3 separate regions of the Mus musculus genome follow, and regions 1 and 3 are each linked to region 2. Evidence: chromatin loops called from intact Hi-C (ENCODE). Cell type or tissue: heart. All regions are shown on one strand.

What was found. Hi-C counts contacts between places; a loop is a spot of excess contacts. Peaks named below come from ENCODE experiments on the same cell type or tissue, not always from the same donor. Only the 100,000 strongest peaks of a DNase experiment are listed, where the experiment ranks them.
Region 1: a loop joins it to region 2, with 6 times the contacts of the local background. A loop is called at or near these places in 24 of 42 quality-filtered maps.
Region 3: a loop joins it to region 2, with 7 times the contacts of the local background. A loop is called at or near these places in 6 of 42 quality-filtered maps.

Annotation. Positions count from the first base shown.
Region 1 is chr16:17,612,861-17,620,860 of GRCm38, reverse strand. It overlaps Smpd4 (sphingomyelin phosphodiesterase 4), which reads right to left and starts at 1,507. Exons shown (of 19, transcript NM_001164610.1): 1 at 1,427-1,507. In heart, CTCF peaks have their summits at 2,467 (motif pointing right) and 5,903 (motif pointing right); DNase peaks (open chromatin) are centred at 1,470 and 2,610; H3K4me3 peaks cover 2,388 bases; H3K27ac peaks cover 1,322 bases; H3K27me3 peaks cover 488 bases.
Region 2 is chr16:17,554,338-17,562,337 of GRCm38, reverse strand. It overlaps Lrrc74b (leucine rich repeat containing 74B), which reads left to right and starts at 1,091. Exons shown (of 9, transcript NM_029053.3): 1 at 1,091-1,259; 2 at 2,459-2,601; 3 at 2,960-3,092; 4 at 3,963-4,169. The coding sequence starts at 1,127. It overlaps P2rx6 (purinergic receptor P2X, ligand-gated ion channel, 6), which reads right to left and starts at 453. Exons shown (of 12, transcript NM_011028.2): 1 at 155-453. The coding sequence starts at 324. In heart, a CTCF peak has its summit at 4,217 (motif pointing left); DNase peaks (open chromatin) are centred at 367, 1,007 and 4,207; H3K4me3 peaks cover 4,187 bases; H3K27ac peaks cover 5,443 bases.
Region 3 is chr16:17,722,606-17,730,605 of GRCm38, reverse strand. Med15 (mediator complex subunit 15) reads left to right here and starts at 7,659. Exons shown (of 18, transcript NM_033609.3): 1 at 7,659-7,850. The coding sequence starts at 7,783. It also overlaps the pseudogene Gm6048. In heart, CTCF peaks have their summits at 439 (motif pointing left), 2,967, 3,167 and 7,746; DNase peaks (open chromatin) are centred at 3,205 and 7,695; H3K4me3 peaks cover 1,074 bases; H3K27ac peaks cover 713 bases.

The DNA.
Region 1 (8,000 bases), 59 kb before region 2:
GGTAAAGCACCACTAGGAAATACATCTTCACAGCCCACAAGGCTGATGCAAATCAGGAAACAAGGGTAAAAAACAGCAAAAGACTTCTCAGCACCCACCTAGCAATCAGCAGAGCCAAGAGTCTAGCAAACTCCTTACAAATCTCGTGTCTGTAAGAGAAGGGTGAAGCAAGTAATGTGTGCTTCTTGCGACAAATGAAGAAGTTCTATGAAGGAAGAATTTGAACTCACCACCAAAAATTAGGCATAGCCCTGCAGCTTCCTACCTCCCAGTGCCTATGGTAAGAAACACAAAACAATCAAGAGCTGGAAAGAGCAGAGAGCCTACTGTGTGCCACCGATGGACTAGTGATAGCTTTTCTGTCTCAGCCCTGCTCACTACAGGAGAAAAGGTGCTAAGCTGGCAATGCCAGTCTGCAAGGAGAGAAGCCAGACAGTAGGAGTTTAAGGCAGTTGTGGTTTTGAAAGACCACCAATCTTTGCCATGTGGCAAGAGAAACAATTCTTAGGTTTTGGGTTTTGTTTTGTTTTTTTTTTTCCAATTCTTAATTCAGTCTCAGTGTTAAGGAAAACTGAAAATGTTTCAGTCCTGACCTACATTGCAAACTACCATGAAATGATCAGGGCAGCATAAAATTGTGGACTACTCGATAAGGGCAGAGATCTAAAGGAGACAAGAAGTCAACTCTCTCCTCAGAAGAAGCAGACAGTTGAAAAATCAGAGATGTCTAACGAAGGTCTTTCCACGATTCCACGAATAGGGCAACGACACTGATACTCTTGCTTTTAGGCCCTGTCACCCACGCCCGAAGCCAGCGTGCATGCAGTGCCGAAGGCCTTTGCTTCGGTCGACCCCTCAAAGTCCACTTTCTTCAAGAACTGCTTGCGACTGTTTTTGAGGTTTCTAATGACTACGAACTCCAGCCAAGCTTAGCGCGCCACTGTCAAGAACTCCCTCGGCTGACTCTGAGAAGCTGCGGCGTGCCCTCATTTGTTGATCACAACTTCCTATACCTCCAAAGTTTCGAGACTACCCTATTACATTACAGAGGAGGAAACTGAGGCTCGGGAAAGTCGCAAGGTAGAACCTAAACCCACAACGAGTTCTACTACCAAACATCGCTAGCTGAGCCCAAGGTTCAACTTTCCCTCCAAGTCCCCCTCCCTCAACTCTCACATCGAGCGTTCATCCACCCCCTACCCGGACCGTCTGCGAGGACCACGCAGGAAGGCGGCAGAAAGCCATGACCCTGGAGAGCGGCGTGAGGTTGCAGCCGGGCCCTGGGCTCCCGGCCGGCCCCGTACAGGCCGAGCTGTCGGGAGGCCCAAGTCCCCCACAGCTCGAGGAGGAACGGAGCCAGCCTCGGCGGGGACCCGAGAAAACCGCACGGTGCTGGGCTGCCTCGCGCGCGGCTCCCGCCACTCACCTGCCGTGCTGATAGCACAAATCTCGAGCTTCTCAGAGAAGGGAGCCGCCATTCGGACACTCGGCGCCTAATGTCGTCATCAAGCTGCGCCGGGTGCCACGCCCCCTTAGTTTGGCGGGAATCCGAGAGGATCAAAGTAAGGTCTGAAATACAGAAGACAACAGGAATACGCGTCTAGAAAAATAGATATAGGCAAGACTTTTCAACACTGTACTTCACTGACACAGAAATAGCCTGGAGAATTAAAATGGGACTACATGAAATGAAAAGTTTCTAGAAAGAGGTTGTTGCCCTGGTGACACACGCTTTTAATCCATGCGTTCTGGAGGCAGAGGCAGGCAGATCTCTTGAGTTCAAAGCCAGAGGTTCAAGATAGCCAGGATTACACAGAGAAACCCTGTCTTGAAAAGACAAACAATCAAGCAATCAATAATTGAAACTTCTTTGAAAGAATTCTTCCTGGTTAAGAACCAACAAATATACAAGTACACAAATAACACCCCCACCCCCAATAAACCAGGTGTTGGTGGCAGCACACGCCTTTAATCCCATCACTAGGGAGGCAGAGGCAGGCAGGCAGATCTCTGTGATTCTGAGGCCAGCTTGGTCTTCAGGGTGAGTTCTAGGACAATCAGGGCTACATAAACCCTGTCTCGAAAACAAAACAAAAATCCTCATACTTCTTAAGCTAATAAAAATTTTAAAAGTTGTTTTTTTAGAGCCCTTAAAGAGTGCTTCAAGGAAGAAACCTGCACAAAATAGATAAGTACATGCAATCCTAAATACCCATCATCCAACAGGATTTACCAAGTACCCAGCATATGCCAGGCACGGTTCTGGGTGCTGCTACCTAAATCCGTCTATCAGGGATCTGATCGTCAGGCAGCGGACAGCTTTCCACCACACCATTCCCATGGCTAACATACTGCCCTATTCACATTAAGCACTCAGAACAAGTCAAGCAAGTATGTAAAAACCTCTCGGGATGCTTGCCCTGGGTTGTTGGAGCCGCTACAGACTGGGAGCTGCAGGGCCTGGCAAGGAAAGAGGTGGCCAGTAGCTGGCGCTGTGGAGGCTCCTCACCTGCTAGACTGCAGCGAATTCTGCAGGGTGGAAGGGAATTGGGGTGGGGAGTGGTGGTCAGGGGAAGAGGCGGGAGAGGGAAGTGGAGGAGGTACGCGGGCCCAACACTCACCTTTTTCAGGGTGCTCGACTGACAGAGGCTAGACTCAGGGCTTTCACAGGTCTGGGGGAGGCCACGCTGCAAAAGCTGGGCATGAAGGGAAAAAGGTGCTGAGCACCAAGGAGATGGGCTGCATGGACTTGGGCAGGTTGCAAGTCCCTGCAGACACGCCTGCTTTGGAACTCTTCCAAATCTCATCTGCTACTCTGAAAAAGCCCCACCACAGCACGATACATACTCTGTCCATGTTCTCTCTCTCTCTCTCTCTCTCTCTCTCTCTCTCTCTCTCTTCCTCTCTTGTCCCAAATATTTATATTTATTTTTCTGTTCCCATACCTTTCCTTTTCTTTTTCTTTTTTGTTTTTTCGAGACAGGGTTTCTCTGTGTAGCCCTGGCTGTCCTGGAACTCACTCTGTAGACCAGGCTGGCCTCGAAGTCAGAAATCTGCCTGCCTCTGCCTCCCGAGTACTGGGATTAAAGGCATGTGCCACCACCACCCAGCTCCCCACTTTATTTTTGTTGTTGTTGTTTTGTTTTGGTGTTGTTGTTTTATGGGTTTTGTTTTGTTTCTTTTCTGGAACTCACTATGTAGACCAGGCAGGCTTCAAACTCTGCCTTCAGGGTGATGGGATTAAAGGCTAGGTTTTCAGGACCATGACCCAGATAGCCACAGTGGACAAGTCTTGGACAAGTCTTGGAACAGGTCTGCCCTGAATGCCACAGGACTCACTGAATACTGCATTTGTTTTTGGCAGACTTGCTGAATCTTACCCTGGCTCCCCTCGCCTCCTTCCTGACGTGTGTGCTCAGTAGCAGCTAATGACTTTGTGTCCATGTCTCTGCCTACATCAGGGACCTGAGGTCAGAGGTAAGCCTTTTGCTCCTTCCTGGCTGTGGCTAGGGGGTTGCAGTTCAACTCAGCATGTATAGGCGAGCCTATCTGTGGGTCTCCACCCTGGGTCTGCAAACCCATCTACCTTCTGGGGCTCTAGTTGGCCTCGCCTCAGGGAGTGTACTGTTGGATCAAGGACTGGTCCAAACAGACTAGGGTCTGTTTGCCTAACTCCTCCCCACCTCTTCATCATGCCTTCTTCTACAGCCATAGGAATAAAGAGGACTTTGGTCCTTGCCCTGACATTACATCTTCAGGACAGCACTCTGAGAACAGGGCAGGCAACCCCTTACCTGTACCTCTCCCAGGCCCAGGTCCAGCTCCTACCCACACAGCAGGTCAGGCTACACACCTCCTATATTTCTATTATATGAATTGCAGTACTAGAGCCACCTGACTGCCTTGGGACAGAATAGAGACCTGAGGTTGCAGAATAGCTCCATGCTTAGCTGTGAAGGTTTCACTTTGCTCTTTCTTATAGCAGAGAAAGGGGAGACCTTAGAAGTATAGAGTAGTGGAGCCTGAGATCGTTCCATGGGTAACATTGTAATGGGGAACTAATTTGAATTCCTGACCTGTGTGAGGAGCTTTGCATGCCTGTAAACAATCCCAGCACTTCAGGGCAGAGACAGATGGATGCTGAGAACTTACTGGTCCAGCAGCATGACTGCAATGGTGAGCTTCTAGTTCAGAGAGAGACCCTGTCTCAAGGCCAGAAGACAAAGAGCAAAAGGAAGGCACCCAGTATTCTGCCCTGGCCTCCACATGTGTACACATGGTCATGCACACTGCCACATATACATATAAACATGTGCATGTGTGGTCATATTCAACATCACATGTACATACAAACATGTACACACATGGTCATGTACACCACACATACATACATTTTTTTTACATATAAAAGGCTTACATAGACACACGTGCACACACAACGCTGAACAAAATGGTCTGTGGTCATGGAGGGAAGGTGAGTAATTCTAGCACTTCCTGTTTAGGTTTAGAGTAACCATGTGTCTTAAACACATGTCCCGTCAGAACGTGTAAGGCACATTCTGTTGTGTGGAAGTTAGGAATCTCACATGAGCTATATTGTCTAGTCAGGGCCCTGAGCCATTCGAGGGTGCTATTGTCAAGGAACACTACTTGTTTGAACACACTAAAGGGCTGGTATTAAAATAAAAGTGATCTGAGTGTGGTGGCACACACCTTTAATCCCAGTGCTGTGGAGAGAGAGGCAGGTAGATTCTCCGTGAGTCTCAGGACAGTCAAGGCTACACGCTCCCCTCCCCCCAAAAAATTAAAACCCAAAGAAAATGAAAGCAACAGCTTATAAAAATACACAGATGACATGTTGAGATGATGTCTTACTTCTGGTTTTACTGCTGTGTACAGACACCATGACCAAGGCAAGTCTTAGAAAGGATAACATATATTTGAGTCTGGCTTACAGGTTCAGAGGTTCAGTCCATTATCATCAGGGTGGGAGCATGGCAGCATCCAGACAGGCATGGTGCAGGAGGAGCTGAGAGTTCTACATCTTCATCTGAAGACTGCTAGCAGAATATTGACTTCAAGGCAGCTAGGAGTAAGGTCTTAAAGCCCATGAACACAGTGACACACCTACACCAACAAGGCCACATCTCCAAATAGTGCCACTCCCTGGGCCAGACATATACAAACTATAGCAGATGACAATACAGTTGTCCCTTGATATTTGTAGAGAACTCATTCTAAGTCCAGGCCTCTTCCATGAGTACCAAAATCTATAGATGTTCAAGTCCTTCCATGAACTGTTGTAGTATTTGCATATAACCTATGAACATCACTTCTGATACTTTTTTTTTTTTCGTTTTTCGAGACACGGTTTCTCTGTGTAGCCCTGGCTGTCCTGGAGCTCACTCTGTAGACCAGGTTGGCCTCGAACTCAGAAATCCGCCTGCCTCTGCCTCCCGAGTGCTGGGATTAAAGGTGTGTGCCACCACTGCCCAGTGCAGTAAAGTTCCTAAATCTCTTAATGAAAAAAAAGAATGAGAGAGAGAGAGAGAGAGAGAGAGAGAAAAGAGAGAGAGAGAAAGAAAAGAAAAGAAGCCGGGCATGGTGGAGCACGCCTTTAATCCCAGCACTCGGGAGGCAGAGGCAGGCAGATTTCTGAGTTCGAGGCCAGCCTGGTCTACAAAGTGAGTTCTAGGACAGCCAGGGCTATACAGAGAAACCCTGTCTCGAAAATCAAAAAAAGAAAGAAAGAAAGAAAGGAAAGGAAAGGAAAAAAAGGAAAGGAAAGGAAAGGAAAGGAAAGGAAAGGAAAGGAAAAGAAAGAAAAGAAAAGAAAAGAAAAGAAAAGAAAAGAAAAGAAAAGAAAAAAGAAAAGAAAAGGAGCTCTCTGCCTGCATGTACACCTCCATGCCAGAAGAGGGCAGCAGATCCTTGTTTTGTTTTGTTTTGTTTTGTTTTTTGAGACAGGGTTTCTCTGTGTAGCCCTGGCTATCTTGAAACTCACTCTGTAGACCAGACTGGCCTCGAACTCAGAAATCCGCCTGCCTCTGCCTCCCAAGTGCTGGGATTAAAGGCATGCTCCACCACGCCCGGCTAAGGGCAGCAGATCCTTAGATGGTCGTGAGCTACTTTCTGGTTGCTGGGAATTGAACTCAGAACCTCTGAAAGAGCAGCCAGTGTTTTGAACCACTTGGCTATCTCACCAGCCCTTCTTTTTATTTTTTATTTTTGTATTTTGTTTTGTTTTGTTTTTTTCAAGACAGGGTTTCTCTGAATATGTGGGGAGCGGGTGTGGCGGCAGTCCCAAAGGCGCCAGGGACTGCAGCTAAGTCATATGACTTGCACCTGACTTCCTCATATAAACCACAAACATCTTGAGAGCTGCGCAGGTGTACCAGGATATAGGTGAATCCAATTTGGTGGAGATTTGCCCCTGCTGCCCTGATTAGCTGAAGCTGCGTGCCTGGTGAGGTGGCGTGGCCTGCTGTGCGTGGATGAGAGAGTGTATAAAAGGAGAGGCCCAGGGTTCGGGGGAGATATAAAAACAAGGGAGATATAAACAAGGGAGATATATGGAGAAAGAAGAAACAGGACTGAATAAATGTGTGCAGAAGGATCCTGTAGCAGCGTCGTTCTTCCTGGCCAGTTGAGCGCGCGCAAGAAGTGGTGCCGAAACCCGGGAAAAGAAACATCTTCAGGCAAGAGCGAAGACCCCCTGCTACAGGGAGGATTCAGAACTGCATAACAGGGAAGAAGGGGTTAATAAAGTGTTCCCGTAAAACAGACTGTTGAGAAGGATCCGGCGTGGATTCAGAACTATTCAGCTGGGGAACGGTACTGATGAAGAGAAAGAAGAAAGATGAAGACTGAGTAAACTGCTGTTAGAAGGACTGGTGGTCGTGTCGTTCTTGCTGGTCGAGAGCGGGCGCGACAATTGGTGGCCCGTACGGGGAACCGACTCCCCCACCGAGTTCAGAACTTTCAGCAGTCAGTGGTTGCTGGCAGGGTAAGTTCGCGGTGAGTGAAACTTGCAACCCCAGGAGTTTGGGAAGGACCTTGGATAAAATAGAGGTGAGCATAAAGTTGCCAGGAAGTAGGCACAAAGTAACCCAGGAGTTTGGGAAGGACCTCGGATAAAATAGAGGCGAATATAAAGTTGCCAGGAAGCAGGCTTTGGGACAAGTTAAGGTTCCTGGTTTTGGGACAAGATAAGGTTCCTGGTTTGGGGACAAGTTAAGGAACTATGATAACCTCAGTGTAGTGATCAATAGATCCTCGCTGTGTAGTTATGCTTTTTTCTCCCATTGACCCTTTGTGGGTAGGTCTGATAGTTTTGGTCTTGTTTGTTCTGATATATGGACTCTGTTACTGTTTGAAACTGTGTGTAGAGGCAGTCAAGACAGGTCAGAAAATCCTTACAGAGCAACAAGAAAGTATGTCGGAAGAGGAGAAGGGCTTAAAAAGAAAAAGGAAAAAGAAAGGAGACACAGTGTTATCAGGTAGACAGAAAGGACAAAATAAAAGAGCTGAGGCGGAGGAGGAAGGCGAATTAGCTTCTGCGTCCTCTCCCTATGCCTCCTCAGCAGCCACCTGTAGGTGGACCTTCTGTCCGGAGATTTGGAGAGGATCGAGTAGATCAGGTGTTGACGTGGGCGAGAGGGTCTGTTTGTGTGTTCCCACAGGACCAGATGGAACCTCTTTGGGTGCTGAGAGGTTGGTGAGACGCTGCAAGAATGAGGCTCCTGATCCAGTTGCCCCTGTGGATGTGGTGGATGATCCCACAAGCACAAAGGATGGAGCCGAGATGAGAGATCCTTTCGGTGTTCCAGAAGCCGATACCAGCTCGACATGACATTCAAATTTTTCCACGCTTTTTGATCCCTGAATTCCCCTTAAAGAGATAGCCCCTCTGGCTATCTATCCCTTGCTTCAGGGAAGATGAGCGGGGATGAGAGCCCTGGGATGTATGCTTGTTATAGTGTGTGTGTTTTTTGTGTTTG
Region 2 (8,000 bases):
ACTGTTCTCTGAATGGACTAAAATCCCTTCTGACTACCTCTCACCCCCATTCCCACTTTCCCACCAGCTGGGGTTCTAAAAAGCCAACTTTTATCCCTCGGCAAGCAAGACCCCCCACAGCAGACTCTGCAGTCTGGCCAGGAGCGGTTCTTACCCTATCACGTAGACTACCACTGCCAGCTGCAGCAGCCTCTGGGAGACGCCCACCCGACAGTTCCTGGTTAGCACATATTTCTCCGTCTTGTAATCCAGAAACCCCCAGCTCACGAGTGCTGCTGCGGCTGCAGAAGCCATGTTCCCAGTTCCTGCTGGCTGCAACTGCATGAGTCAGCAGGCAACTTTAGCCGCAGCTGAACTGGAGGCCAAGAAGCCATGCATGGGATTCAGGCCAGTGTTGTTAAAGGGACATCTCAAATTCAGTAGGAGCTGGCTCCTGCCTCATTCCCAAACCCCAGCTGGTGTAGCCCCGCCCCCTTTTGTCCAGAGTCCCTGGGTTGGACCCTATGCATAGAGAGAGGAATAGACCTGTCCCTACCCACTCACTTTGTTTTCTTATATGGTGGGCAGTCAACACGGGGTAACAGAAGCCCAGAGAAGGGGCTCTGAACTCAAACTTGCACATTCCAAAGAGTATAAATTGGGTTTGAGATACCCCTGCTGGCGCAGCAGCATAGCAACCTCTAGATCTTGAGAGAAAGCTGAGACCCTTAGGCAGTGACCGCATAGCTGTGGCCCCAGAGAAAAACTATTGCTAGGCTACAGATCTTCTGTAGAGCCGCTGTCTACTCCAAGCGCCGTAACTAAAACACTAGTTCTGGGGTCAGACTGGAAATGTTTGTGAAAAGAACATGAAGGAGTGACTACCCCCGTGCATGGCAGCGGTAGTCAGCCCTGGGAAAGAGCGTGCCAAGGTTGTGTTTTCTTTTGCAAACAAGACCCGGTTCCCAGGACGACGGCGGGGTGGGAGGGCGGGCACCGTTACTGGCCCCAGAGACCACCTGTTGTCCGTAGATCAGATTCGATTGGTCAAGGAGGCCAGAGGGACCGCCCACATCCCTGGGAAGAGTTCCAGGCGGTGAGCTGTGTGGTTAGAGTCTGCGTCCCGGACTGGGTAGTGAGAGTAAACATGAAGGGTCCCTGCGAAGTTCAGAAGAATGAAGATCAAGAGGGAGAAGCTGCGGCCACTGGGCCTCAGGCAGAGACCCTGGAGGCCGAAAGGTCCTGGACTGCAGATTCACACTCTGCTCTGGAAGCAGAAGGTGCCTCATCCTCCGCGTGGGGTCCTAGTTGGAATCCTCACTTGAGGATATTCCCGCAAAAGTGGTGGGAGGGCAGCTAGAACCGACCGGCACCCTCTGTGGGGGCACATTTCCCAGTATCAGCAGCTGATACCCCTCAAGTCCTTGCCCTCCTGGAGGAATGAGGAGGCCTAACATTTAGAACTGTCTTCTGGAAAACCTGCAAATGAAATACCCTGACAAGCAGTTGTGTCCCAAAGAGTTCGGGGCTGGGCGTTCCAACCTATAGGAAAAACCTAGCTAATGGATATATTGGATTTAAGATTGTTTCCAGCCCTCTGCTCCCAGGGTGTTTATATAGACCTTATGACCCGTGGACTGAGAATGTAGCTCAGTGTAGTGCTTGCCTAGCATGGTTGAAGCATTGAGCTCAAGGCTGAACTTAACCAGCAAGCTGGAGGCCAGCTTTGGTGGTGGTGGTGGAGGTGGTGTGTGTCAGTGTGTCTGTGTATGTGTGTCTCTCTGTGTGTGTCTGTGTCTCTGTGTGTGTGTGTCTGTGTGTCTGTGTGTGTGTCTTTCTGTATGTGTGTCTGTGTCTCTGTGTGTGTGTGTCTGTGTATGTCTGTCTGCCTGTCTGTGTCTGTGTGTGTGTGTCTGTGTCTGTGTGTCTGTGTGTCTGTGTATGTGTGTCTGTCTGTGTGTGTGTCTGTCTCTGTGTGTGTGTGTCTGTGTGTGTGTCTTTGTGTGTGTGTCTGTATGTGTGTCTCTGTGTGTGTGTCTCTGTGTGTGTCTCTGTGTGTGTGTCTGTGTGTATCTGTGTGTCTGTGTGTATGTGTGTCTCTGTGTGTGTGTGTCTCTGTGTGTGTGTCTGTGTGTCTGTGTATGTGTGTCTCTGTGTATGTGTGTGTGTGTGTGTCTCTGTGTGTGTCTCTCTGTGTGTGTCTCTGTGTGTGTGTGTGTGTGTGTATGTTTGGGAAGGTGATCTGTGATACCTGGACGCAGTGGGGCAAGGACAGCAAACATGTCAGCATTAGGCAAATGCTCCCTTTGGTTCACTAGTTTGGTGGCTTTGAGAAAAGACTTAATTAATTTTTAGTGTGGAGGTCCTCATCTAGAATATGGGCACAGTAGCCACCAGAACAAGAAGAAATGGCAGGGGCAGGAAAGGGTCCAGGCTATGCCAGTGATTCGTTCCTTCTTCATCTCCCATCTACTGCTAGGCACCCATGGGCTTGGAGAACGGGTCATGGCTACCCTCTATCTGAAGTCTTGCCGGGCCAATAGTGTTGTGCCAGTTTCTTGTCTTCTGCGCCAAGAGGGTGCCTCTGAATTGAACCTTCGGCACCGTGGCCTGGGGCCCCAGGTATCTGTTGGGGGACACTGGAACCACACTTGGCTGGGAGGATGTAGGAGGTAGTGGCCATCTTGTCCTTGATTCTATCTCAGACACTCAAAGCTGTCTGTGCCACACAAGTCCCATCTCCCATGCCTGCGAGACAGGGTGGAGACTGTGTGACAGAGATGAGGGTGGAATTGTAGGAAGGACTCCAGGAAGTGAGATTGGGCGGCACCTAAAGGTAGAAGCTGATGTTCTCTGGAGGAGGTGGGAGCTCTGGGGATTTAAACTGAAATTATGACCATCTGTATCTCAGTTCAGGGAAGGACCAGGCCCCCCAGGCCACTATGTTCCTCGCCCCTTGTACCTCTCTGCTCTGTTCCAGGGGGTCCGGGCATTGGCTTCCGTATTGACCTCTAATCCCTACATCAAGCGTCTGGATCTTCGGGACAATGGGCTCTGTGGTGCTGGAGCAGAGGCTCTGGCTGATGTCCTGCGTAAGAACAGCATTATCTCTGGTAGGTAGTGCAGGACTTCCGTCTGAGAAGTAGGCAAGCTTGGGGCCCCTCTTTCCCAGGGAAGTGGCTCCCTCCCCAGGCCTTCGATCTTGAGATGTTGCTAGGAGATGAGGAGGGAAGTGCCGGGTTAACCCATGCTGAGCTGCTCTTTGTCTGACCCTCTCCATTGCTCTCACTGGCCTCTCCCTGGTGAGCAGCCTCCCCCCTTGCAGTAGACTCCCAGTGCCTGAGTGCAGGGCAGGAGAGCACAGAGAAGCAGGCACCGAGGGAGGGAGAACCGGAAGGGCAAGGTGGGGGCTGGGTGAGGCTGCTTCCAGCTCTGCCGATGAAGCACAAGCTGACCCAGGCAGGCAATCACTGAGCCTGTTTTCAGCTTGTAAAGTGACCACCACAGCACTACTTTGCTCTCTGGGCTGTGGCAAACTTCAAAGGAAACGACAGAAGTGGACATCTAAGCTTACATCGCCAGTCCCTAGCAATAGGACAGTGGGGTTATGCTGTTACATCAACCATCACAGAGTAGCTGACATGCTACCACAGCATTCTTCACAGACAGTCATGGAGTGGGGAGACCATAGACCCAAGGTGACTCAGCCAACAGTGGCAAGGCTGTCACCATGCTGCCCCCAGATAAATCAGATTGCAAAGCCCCTCCTTTCCCTCAGGCTCGGAGGTTTGTGAGATACAGAGAAGTGAAAGAGGGTGGCGACTGGCTGGGGGTCCCACTGACCAGGCAGAATGTGTGGCGCCTGGCTGCGGGTCCCTCCAACCAGGGAGAGTGTGTGGTGCCTGGCTGTGGGTCCCTCTGACCTGGCAGAGTGTGGCACCTGGCTGCAGGTCCCTCTGACCAGGCAGTATTGCTGCCCTCAGATGTGGACCTGTCAGAGAATCAGATTGGAGCTGCAGGGCTCCAGGCGATCTGCACTGCCCTTGCCTTAAACCCAACTGTTGAGAAGATGCAGCTGCAAGGGAACAGGCTGGAGGAACAAGCAGCCCAGCACCTCGCTGCTCTTCTGCTGCATCACAGGGGCCTGAAATCTCTAGACCTCAGCTATAATCAGCTCAATGACCTGGCAGGTAACAAAGTCTGGGCAGTCATGGGTACTTATCGCCCCCTGGTGGCAGGGAAGGGGAATGGGCAGGACGGCACCCAGCTTCTGCCTGAAAATATCAATGTGCTGGTTTCTGCTCATGATATCTCCTCTGGCTGTCCTTCCACTCCAGCCACGGAATTCAATGAGTTCCAGGCATAGCTCACTGCCCTCTGCTGTGAGGAATCTATCTATGAACAAAACAAAGTTCCTGACCTCAAGGAACATACACTCTCAAGACCATTCTGACCTTCATAAAGAAGCAACGTATAAGTCTAGAAAATAATGGATCCACCTGCTATAAAGGGGCAGAAGTTTAAGCAGAAATCTGTGCCTTGGGTAAAAAGGAGTCAGCCATGGCAAGATCATGAAGCTGATGAACTCTCATCATGCAGGCCTGTTTCCTCCACTGGTAGACACCAGTGTGATTGGACTGGTGGTCTAGGGGAGAATGACCAGGCAATGCTTTGCAAGGGAAGCAGAGACTATATGCCCATAGATCATGGAAGAAGGTATGGAGGTTTCATCCCAAGTGCTTTTGCAAAAGGGCTTGTAGTATATCTCAGTGGTAAGGTACTTGTCCAGTGTGTGTGAGATCTTGGGCTGGGGAGAAGCTAAGTGCTAGGGAAGACATGGGAAGGCAACCTTGATCCAGTCATTGTCTCCCAGTGCCTCTGCACGGGCCGGACTGCTGTGCTAGGAATATAAATACCCACCTATGTCACTCATGTCTAAATGTGTCAATCAGCTATAAAAATCAGACCTAGGCATACCTGTAAGCTCAACTATGTGGAAGATCAGTTGAGCCTAGACTTGGGGATGATCTGGTGACATAAAAGGGCCACTCAGGCCCTGCTCAGCTGAAGCAAATTCTTTCTAAACGTGTGTGTGTGTGTGTGAGAGAGAGAGAGAGAGAGAGAGAGAGAGAGAGAGAGATGTGTGGGTGCCTGTGGAGGCTAGGACATCTCATCCTCTGCATTAGGAGTAGCAGATGGTCACGAGACATCAAATGTGGGTGCTGGGAAATGAACTCAGATCCTCGTGAGGAACAGCTGGTGCTCTTAGCTGCTCAGACACTTCTCCAGCTTCTCCAGCATCTGAAAGGAATTCTTAGATCATTGCAATGGATATGCCAGAACAACTGTCTAACAGGAGTTTTGGAATTTCTGGTCTGCCCCAAGCTGCTTAGACAGTGGAGTGGTGGAGTGGTGCTAACCTTGGCTCTGGAGTTTACCTGCTAAAGCCGAGTGTCTTCTAAGAAAGTCATTGTGAGAGCTCTGTGGAAGTAAAGGAGCATCTCACATCACTTCCGACAAACCGTGGCTGTGTCTCTGGGACTTGAGAACTGAGTAGCCAGCTTGCTGCTACTTTAATGAATGTTGCAGGCAAGCATCTTCTTCTTCTTCTTCTTCTTCTTCTTCTTCCTCCTCCTCTTCCTCTTCTCCTTCCTCCTCCTCCTCCTCCTCCTTCTTCTTCCTTCTCCTCCTCCTCCTCCTCCTCCTTCTTCTTCTTCTTCTTCTTCTTTTGAGACGGAGTTTCTCTGTGTAGCCCTGGCTGTCCTGGAACTCACTCTGTAGACCAGGCTGGCCTCGAACTCAGAAACCCAAGTGCTGGGATTAAAGGTGTGCACCACCACTGCCCGGCTGCAGGCAAGCATCTTATAAAGGGAAATAATGCACTTTTGGCTTATAGATTTGGAGAGTTCAACTTTTGATAGTTTGGCCTGTGGCTGAGCCAACATTAGAGAAGAGTCATTCAGCTGTCGAAAGGGGTCACGTGATCTCCTGAGGGGAACCCCTAGTGCCCTAAGACTTTAGATATTTTCATCTCCACATCCCAATATTGAGAACCAAGTTTTTTAGAAAAGACTTTATTTTATCCTGTGCATATGTGCATATTTTATCTGTGTACATGTGTCAGTTCACATGGAGGCCAGAAGAAAGCCTCCTGAAACTGAAGTCAGTCAGCTGTCAGTCAGCCACTAGCCTGCATGCAGGTGCTGGGAATGAAGCCTGGATCCTCTACAAGAGGCCAGTGCTGTGTCACCTGGGCATCCCAGGGAGCAAGAGTCATCTCTGCAGCCACAGGGAGCAAGCCTTTACAGCACTGGAAGATCTTTGGGGTGGCTTATTATATAAGTTACAGACTAGAGCAGGCAAGTGACACAGAGGTGGTGGGAACAGAGGGCGGGAATCTGAAGTCCTATGACGGTATGCAGGGAAGAAAGGGCAGACTATTTAGTTTCTCCAAGTGGGGATCTGAGGCTGTTGCTGAGCAGTGAAGGAGCTTGAGCCTCAATCACCCACGGTCTGTGCCAGTGGAGAATCTAACTCAGGTGTGGGCCTCACAGGATGGTAAATGGGTGGGTCACAGAGATAGTGTTGCCGTTACAGACCAGTAGAAGAGTGAGCCTCACCCTCCAGCTGTTCAATAGAAGAGGGACTAGAAGACACTTGCTGTCCTTGCCCAGCTTTAGCAGTGTCCAGGAAAGGTGGGGGGCTCCTGTATCTGAGAGCCTAGGGGTGTCAGCTGAGGTGCTAATATGTCTGCTGCTGCAGGTGCTAGCCAAGCAGGTAGCTGGACACACTCTGTCTACACACGTGCAAATGCACACACATTTGCCTTAGTTTGATCTAGTTTAATTTGGATTAGTTTTTGAAGCCAGGTCTCACTATGCTGCCCAGAATAGCTTGGAATTCACTATAGCATTCAGACTGACTTCAGTCTTCTGTATGCTCGGATAACAGGAATGGACCACTACAACAACCCCTCTGAGCACTTCAAACCAGCTTCTCTTCTCTAGCAGCCAAGAAAATGAGAAGAGGCCAAACTTTATTCCCAAGGGACTCCATTCTGGCCACAGAGATCAGCCAGGCAGCGTAAGGGGAGGCCTTAGGGGTCACAAGGCTAGATTAGTGTGGGAAGATAGAATGACAGTAAACATGGCTTCTGAGGGAGCCCACCTAGCTAGGACAAAGTCTGCAAACCCAGGTTATGAGGCTGAGCCCTGGCTGGCCAGGCGGAGAACAGGATACTGTGGGGAAATGGGCTATGCACAGACAGCCTGGTTTCCAGTTGAGCTGAGGTCTTGAACCCCAGTGGTGCCCAGTGGTGGTAATTTTCACCTACATGGGACAGAAGGCGTTCCCTCATGTCTCATGGACCCCTGGCTCCTGTTGAAGTTACCAACCCCACAGCCCCCACAGGAGAGGCTCGTGGAGTTCAGACAAGTAGACAATGTCCCAGGCTTCTGGCCCTCTGGCTAGACTCCTCCCCACAGTTACCTAGCAACAGCAAGATAACAAGCCCACTATAAGAGGGGCTGTTTGGCCCCGCCTCGCTCTCTTAAGCTTTTACTTTCCTTACTGTCTCTAGGTTTTTAACTTCTCTCTCTCTAAGCCTTCACCTTTCTTACTCTCTCTTTCTTTCTTTCCCTTCCCCCTTCTCTCCTCTTGGCCATGGCCGGTCTCTCTCTTTCCCCCTGCCTTTCTACAATAAAGCTCTAAAACCATAGACTGTCTCTGTTTTTCAAGGCCCAGACTAAAGACTCTCGCCTGTGTGGGAACCACCCAGTGCCCTCCAGGGCCTAGTGCCTCCCTGAGGCCCCTATTCTGTTCTCAGCTCTTCTGCTGTAGCATGGGATGCCAGAGACTGAGAACCTGGTAACAGGGACTGCCCCTTGTCCACCCCCCACCGTGTGGGGTCAGTGGCATCACACAGCCAGATGCCCACCCGGGGCCTCGTGGAAAGTGTCCGGCAGTCTTCCCGTGTCTGCCCACCCAGAGCACAGGAACTCCAGCCAGACGCGGGCTCTCAC
Region 3 (8,000 bases), 170 kb before region 2:
TGGCTTTTTTGTGTTTTTTTAAGACTAGGTTCCATGTAGCACAAACTGGCCACTACCTTGCTACATAGCTGAGGGTGGTCTTGAAATTATGGAAGCTCCTGTCTCCATCCTGAATACTGAAATTACAGATATACATCAGTTCACCTGGCTCAGCAGGCTCCATTTTCTAGTGTATAAGTGTATCTCATACGAAATATTGTAATACTTATTCTGTCAGGGCAAGTAGATATATATAGGCAAGAGTTTCAGGTAGCAAGATTTTCCAAGTGGTAGGTTTTTCCTCTACATATCATGGATTAAAAATAGTAGACTGGGAGTTGGGGAGATAGATGGCTCAGCAGTTAAGAGCATTGGCTGCTCTTTCAGAAGTCCTGAGTTTAAGTCCCAGGAACCATGTCATGGCTCACAACCATCTATAAAGGCATCTGATGCCCTCTTCTGGTTTGTAGGTGTACATGCAGACAGAGCATGTATACATTAAAAAAAAAATTACTTGTGCTCTTCCAGAGGACCCTGGTTTGATTCCCAGCACCCACATGATGGCAAACAATCACCTGTAACTCTAGTTCTAGAAGACCTAACACTCTTTTCTATCATCTGCAGGTGTGTGTAGATATACACAGACTAAATATTCATACAAACAAACAAACAAACACCATTAAAAAAATACCAGGATACTAAAGAGATGGCTCAAAAAGTTAAGCATACATGTTAGTCACTCTTGCAGAGGTCCAGGGTCAGTTCACAACATCCACATGGTGGTTCACACACATAACCCTATACTCAGGGGTCCTACACCCTCTTTTGACTTTCTTGGGCATCAGGCATCGAGGCCACATAGGGGCTAGGATTGGAGTTACAGATGGTTGTGAGCTGCCTTGTTGGTACTGGGAATCAAACCTGGGTCCACTGGAAGGGTATACAGTGCTCTTAACGGCTGCGTGATCCCTACAGGTCCAGAACAGATATATAAATGAACTTTGTATTTGTTAAGACAATTTCCTAAGTAGTCAACTGGTAGACAATAGAAACTAAACACACACACACACACTCAAAGAAAGAAAAAAAAAGAAACTAAACACATACTCTGCTTTCAAAACAAAACATAAAGTCTTAAGTCAATTTCCTTTTGTAAATATTACTAAGAGCAGAGTACTGTTTTTGTTTGTTTATTTTGTTGTTGTTTTCCTGAACATTGTTCTTGTTTTGTTTTGTTTTGTTTTGTTTTGTTTTGTTTTGTTTTGTTGAGAAAGGGTTTCTCTGAGTAGCCCTGGCTGTCCTGGAACTCACTTTGTAGACCAGGCTGGCCTTGAACTCAGAAATCAGCCTGCCTCTGCCTCCCAAGTGCTGGGATTAAATTCGTGTGCCACCACTGCCAACCGGAACATTGTTCTTAAGAAGGTACTGCATATGGCATGCACAGGTCTAACCCAGATGGGGGCTCCTTGAATGAGAGGATGTAGACATATGTCCCATCCCTAACCAAGCAGCTATCTCTAGCTGACAACTGCTGCCAAAGGAAAAACATCTTTTTCAACAGTCTTGCTGGGCACACTAACCATACTTAAGGGCAGGACCTATGCCCAGCAGGAGACGTCCACCACAAAATGAGATTCTTTGTCTTGTAACTTTTCTTTTTAACTCTACAGGGATTTTGCTCATACAGTATGCTTTTACATTTACCTTCTTTTTTTTCTTGAGCTTTTTCTTTGACTAATTTTATCTGGTTTTTTTGTTTGGTTGTTTGTTTCGTTTTGTTTTGTTTGTTTGTTTGTCTCTTTGTTTTCAAAGGGAACAAAAATAGAAAGAGAAGGAAAGAGAGAGAGAGAGAGAGAGAGAGAGAGAGAGAGAGAGAAGATGCATTGGGTGGAGAGGATCTGGGAGGAGATGGGGGAGGAAAACCAGATTAGAATATATTGTGCTTAAAAATCGATTTTTCACTGGGCGTGGTGGTGCATGCCTTTAATCCCAGCACTTGGGAGGCAGAGGCAGGCGGATTTCTGAGTTCGAGGCCAACCTGGTCTACAGAGTGAGTTCCAGGACAGCCAGGGCTACACAGAGAAACCCTGTCTCGAGAAAGAAAGAAAGAAAGAAAGAAAGAAAGAAAGAAAGAAAGAAAGAAAGAAAGAAAGAAAGAAAGAAAGAAAGGAAAAAAGAAAGAAAGAAAGAAAGAAAGAAAGAAAGAAAGAAAGAAAGGAAAAAGAAGAAGAAACAAAAAAAATAGATTTTTAATTTTAAAAAGTAAAAAAAAAAAAAAAAAAAAAGGCTCAAAAAGGCCCTGTTGCTTTGAACACAGGAATAGCTACTGGTTTACATCAGTATCTTCATATCTTATCTTCACATCAATATTTCCTTGAACTGATGAATCCTATTTCATTAATTTACAAAACAGATTTTATGTTTGGGTGTGAGTTTCTGATTCTCTCCTTATTCTTGGTCTAAATCCATGATCAAGGTAGACAGAATTCTTCAAGTATGTTCAGATGATTCAATAGTAACAATTAAGCAGCATATTTAACTGAGGCAGGATAGGAAGATAGAGTCTGTTTGAAGCCTTTGCCAGTTGAAAAACAATTAGTTCCAGCACAGTTAGCAAGGACTTGGGGCCCTGCTCTCTCCTGTTGTGAACCTGCGGTTGTATAGGACTCTCACCAGAGACTCCATTTATCGGGAAAGGACATGTGCTGAACTTCTTGGCAGACACAACTGCCTGCTTTACTCTAGCAGAGAACAACTTCATACACCTCAGCTCCTGAGCCACCCTATAAATCCCATCTAACAAAAGAAAGAGAAAAGAAGGGGCTGGAGAGATGGCTCAGCGGTTAAAAGCACTGACTACTCTTCTAGATATCCTGAGTTCACTTCGCAGCAACCACATTGCAGCTCAAAACCATCTGTAATGTGATCCAATGCCCTCTTCTGGTGTGTCTGAAAACAGCTACAGTGTACTCATATAAATAATAATAAATCTTTTAAAAGAGAGAGAGAAAAAAGGAATAATACAGTATTCCTTGCAGTCTTTTAAGATGTAACTTCAGAGACATTAAAACGCTAAAATTTGTCTTAGATTTATCTTGGTTTCCCACCTACTTTGATGAAAATATCCTGACAAAAGCAATCTGAGGGAGGAGTTTGTGTTGGCTCACAGATGTTATAGTTGGCCATGTGAGGGAGCTGTGGTGAAGGACTGTGAGGTAGCTCCTCCCACTTCATCTGCAGTCAGGAAACAGAAAGCGATAAATGCACTAAGCCCAAGATTATAGCTCACAGAATTGTGCTACCCACAGTTAAGGTGGGCCTTCCCACCTCAACTCAACTGGCTTGATAGTCTCTCACAGGCACGCTAGAAGCTAGCCTAATCAACATGATTTCCTAAGAGCTGTGCCTGGAAGTGCCTCTCCTGGGTAATTCTTGATCCTGTCAAGATGACAGTCAAAATTCACCCTCACAATGCTCACTGCTAAGGCAATTCATTCTGACTCTTTCTTGAAAAGCCTATATCACACTTGGCTATGTCTTATTTTCTGAGATTTTCTCTTTGAGGAGTGCCCACCCGTGCACTGGAGTGTGGCTTACTTTCTTCTGAGTGCCTCTTTTTCTCCTGATTCTTGCACTCAAGAGGGTTTTTAGTCCATTTAGAGGGTAGAGGATGATTGTGCCCCCAGGTGGATAAGTAAACAGCACCATCTACGGTGAAGTAGACACTGATAAGTTACTCACTGCTGGGAACAGAAGAGTCCATTCTATAAATGCATCCCGGTGAAAGGAGACTGCAGGGGCACGTGGGAATATTAAAGTCACATTATACAAACCAACAAAAGGGTACACTTGAACTCTATAAAGGGGTGGACTTGTAGCACCATGACAGCATCCCAGGGCTACACACGGATTCGTCTCACTGGTAACCCATGTGTGCACCGGGGCAGGGTACTCCTGCTTGTTCCTGGAGCTTCTATTCAGTCTGTCCCCTTCTGTTGGTGTTGCTCCTCATACCACCTGCTTGATATGTGAAGCATATCAAGGTTGGTTTGTGAACTTATTCTCTGTTTGTTTTTTGTCTAGACTGGACTCTGTCTTCCAGCTCTCCATCCCCTGCTGTATGTGTAGCCCAGAAATCTTCGCTCCTCAACCCTGACACTCCTTAGACCTGGCTTCTTCCATTCTTTGAAGAGGCTGCTCAGAGTCTGGTATCTGATCAGTAAACTCCCTCTCACATTTCTTTAGCCCATGCCTGAAACATCCTGAACTCTGTTGTAGCTGAACTTATATTCATCTGCAACCACATACATATGTGTATGTATTTTATTGGGTACTGTGTGAAATGAGTACATTTTGGCCATTATGATTGGAACAAAAGAAGCTGCACTATGTGTGACTAGATGACCAGAGTAGGCAAAGTGTTGCCATTGAAACCACTGTACCTTTTGAACGTTTTATTATTATTATTAATTATTATTTTGTTTGTTTTGTTTTTTGAGATGGGACTTCTCTGTGTCACAGTCCTGGCTGCCCTGGAACTCACTTTGTAGACCAGGCTGGTCTCAAACTCACAGAGACCAGATTTTCTCTGCCTCCCAAGTGCTGAGATTAAAGGTGTGCACCACCAAGGTTGGTTTGTGAACTTATTCTTTGTTTGTTTTTTGTTTTATTGGCAACTTAGAGTGTAAAGTATTTTATTTTTAACCTTCTAAAGTTTGAAAACAATGTAGCCCAGTTTAGGTGAGTTACCAAGCTAAATGTGTTTGCCTGGAGCTTAGTTCTGCCTGACAAGGAATTCCTAATACCCTAGGTGGGTGCCTGTGTAGCTACAAGTGGCAAACAGCCTGGACTCTACTGGGAATGGTCCTTTCCCCATCCCTTTGGTAGGAGCTTAACAAACATTAGGCGTTTTTCTTGTCTTATACGGCTAATGTGGGTCTGAATGTCGCCTGGGAGGCATGCACCACGAACAAGAAGTCGTCTTCATTCTTCTCATATGCCTTGGAGATAGTCTTACACATACTCACCACGCTGTGCCAGGTCACCACGAGGAAGAAGGCTTGACTATCGTTGAGCTGTTACCGCCTTCTCTTTCTGGTCATGAGCTTACCCATGTTGACGTGGTTGGGTTGATTTTGTCATGGACCGGCAGCTGCCTTTTCTGTTTATAATGCACTATTGAAATCTTTATGGGTGCAAGACATCTTCCACTCTCTGTGTGAAGCTTCCACGCTGTGTGAAGGTCTCTGACTACATGGCTTGGGGAATCTAAGATTTGGATAAAGGGGGCTGGAGAGATGGCACAGCAGTTAAGAACACCTACTTTTCTTCCAAAAGTCCTGAGTTCAAATCTCAGCAACTGCATGGTGGCTCACAACCATCCATAGTGAGATCTGAGATGCCCTCTTCTGGTATGTCTGAAGACAGCTATAGTGTACTTATTTATAATAATAAATAAATCTTTGGGCCGGAGTGAGCAGGGCCCACCGGAGCAAACAGAGGTTCTAAATTCAATTCCCAGCAACCACATGAAGGCTCACATCCATCTGTACAGATACAGTGTACTCATATACATAATAAATAAATAAATAAATAAATAAATAATCTTTAAAGGAAAGAAAGAAAGGAAGGCAGGAAGAAAGGAAGGAAGAAAAAAAGGAAGGAAGAAAAAGAAAGGAAGGAAGAAAGGCATGTACCACCATGCCTGGCTTTCCTATTCTTAAAAAAAAAAAAAAAAAGATTTAGATAAAGAACCTGAATTAGCTTTCTCCAGCTGTACTGCCAAATTTTGCCTCTCAAGGACTGGGATTAAAGTGGTGTACCACCATGCCTGCATCACCATGCCTGTATCACCATCACCGTGCCTGCACCACCAAGCACCACCATGCACCATCATGCATCACCACGCCTTCATCACCATGCACCACTATGTACTACCATGCCTGCACCACCATGCACTACCATGTCTTCATCACCATACACCACCATGCCTGAACCACCATGCTTGCACCACCATGCACCACCATGCCTCCACTACCATGCACTACCATGCACCACCATGTCTTCAGCACCATACCTGCACCACCATGCATCACCACGCACCACCATGCTTGGTGGTTTTGAATTTTCTTTTTAAGTTTTGTCATACTCAGTTTTTTTTTTTTTTTTTTTTTTTTTTTTTTTTTTTTTTCTTTTTTCCGGAGCTGAGGACCGAACCCAGGGCCTTGGGCTTGCTAGGCAAGCACTTTACCACTGAGCTAAATCCCCAACCCCCATACTCAGTTTTTTAAAGACTTACTTATTTTATGTATATGAGTATATTGTAACTGTCTTCAGACACACCAGAAGAGAGCAATAGATCAATGCTCTTAATGGCTGAGCCATCTCTCCAGCCCCCACACTCAGGGGTTTTTTTTTTTTTTTAGATTTATTTATTTATTTATTTCATGTATATACTGTAGCTGTCTTCAGATATTCTGGCACACCAAAACAGTACATTGGATGTGAGCCACCATGTGGTTGCTGGGAATTGAACACAGGACCTCTGGAAGAACAGTCAGTGCTCTTAACCTCTGAGCCATCTCTCCAGCCCTGACACTCAGTTTTTAATTCATTTGTGTTTAAGACTTTTCCAAAGGCCAAAAGTTTTTTTTTTTAAAGGGTGCTTTCTTCTATAATAATAAACACATGTATTTTATTTATTTCTTTATTTGTCTATTTATTTATTTATTTTGGGGTTCATTTTGGGTGTTGTTTGTTTTTGTTTGTTTGAGACAATGTGTCTCTACATAGGCCCTGGTTGTCCTGGAACTCAGTATGTAAACCAGGCTGCCTTGAATTCAACAGAGATCTGCCTGCCTCTGCCTCCCAAGTGCTGGGACAAACAAAGTTCTAAAATGAGGCCTTACATATTGTTGGAAAAAATGAAGACTTACAAAATTGGTTAGTTACCTTGTAATCTCTACTCTAAACTTAAATCATATAAACATTGAAAGGTGAACTCGAGACACATAAGCCCAGCAACAATTATCCACTTAGACCAAAATGTCCTGTATTAAGGGATGCACCACTAAGAAGCAAGGAATATGAACCACAGAGAAAACATTAACAGAAATAATGCTTTTGCTTTCCTTTTAAATATGGAGCTTAATGATTCAATGAGCAGAGATCCTAAACCTAACATTGCTTGTTGGTGAAATACTAGCTTTATTTTGATGACTGTAGAATGTACATATACTTATGTACACTTAACATATGTTAGAAATTAAAATCTCAATATTTAAATACCAAATTTATTTAAAATACCAAAAATATGTTATACATTAGCAATTATCCCAACACTGGCAACAAAATATACATAGACTCTGTATGTGTGTCTGTGTGTGGTGTGTGTGTGTCTATGTGTCCGCATGTGTGTCTCTCTCTGTCTCTGTATCTGTCTCTGTGTCTGTCTTTCTGTCTCTTTTTTCTGTCTTTCTCTCTGTTTCTGCCTCTGTCTGTGTTTCCGCCTCTGTATCTCTGTCTCTCCCTCTGTGTCTCCCTCTCCCCCTCTCCCCCTCTCCCCCTCTCCCCTTCTCCCTCTTCCCCTCTCCCCCTCTCCCCTTCCTCTCTTCCTCTCTCTTTCTGTGGCGCGCATGCGTATACAAAAGCAAGACTTCATTTCCCACAATTCTTCCTGTACTTCCGGCGTGGCCCAGTAGCGGGATCGCTCGGCTTCCGGGTTCGGGCCTGTCGCTGTGGTAGAGGCGGCGGCGCCGGGGGTGGCCGGTAGGGACTCGGGCTACAAGAGTAGGGGCTCCGGGCATGGACGTTTCGGGGCAGGAGACCGACTGGCGTAGCGCCGCCTTTCGGCAGAAGCTGGTCAGCCAAATGTGAGTGTGGCCTGGGGCAAGGACCGGTGGTCGGACCTTCCGGGCGGGGAGGGTGAGGCCGGGCTAGACCCGCTCTTGACCCTGGTCAGAAGCTGCGGTGTCCGCTGGGTGCCGGGGACGTACAAGGGTCCTCCTGGAGTCTCTCTGGCC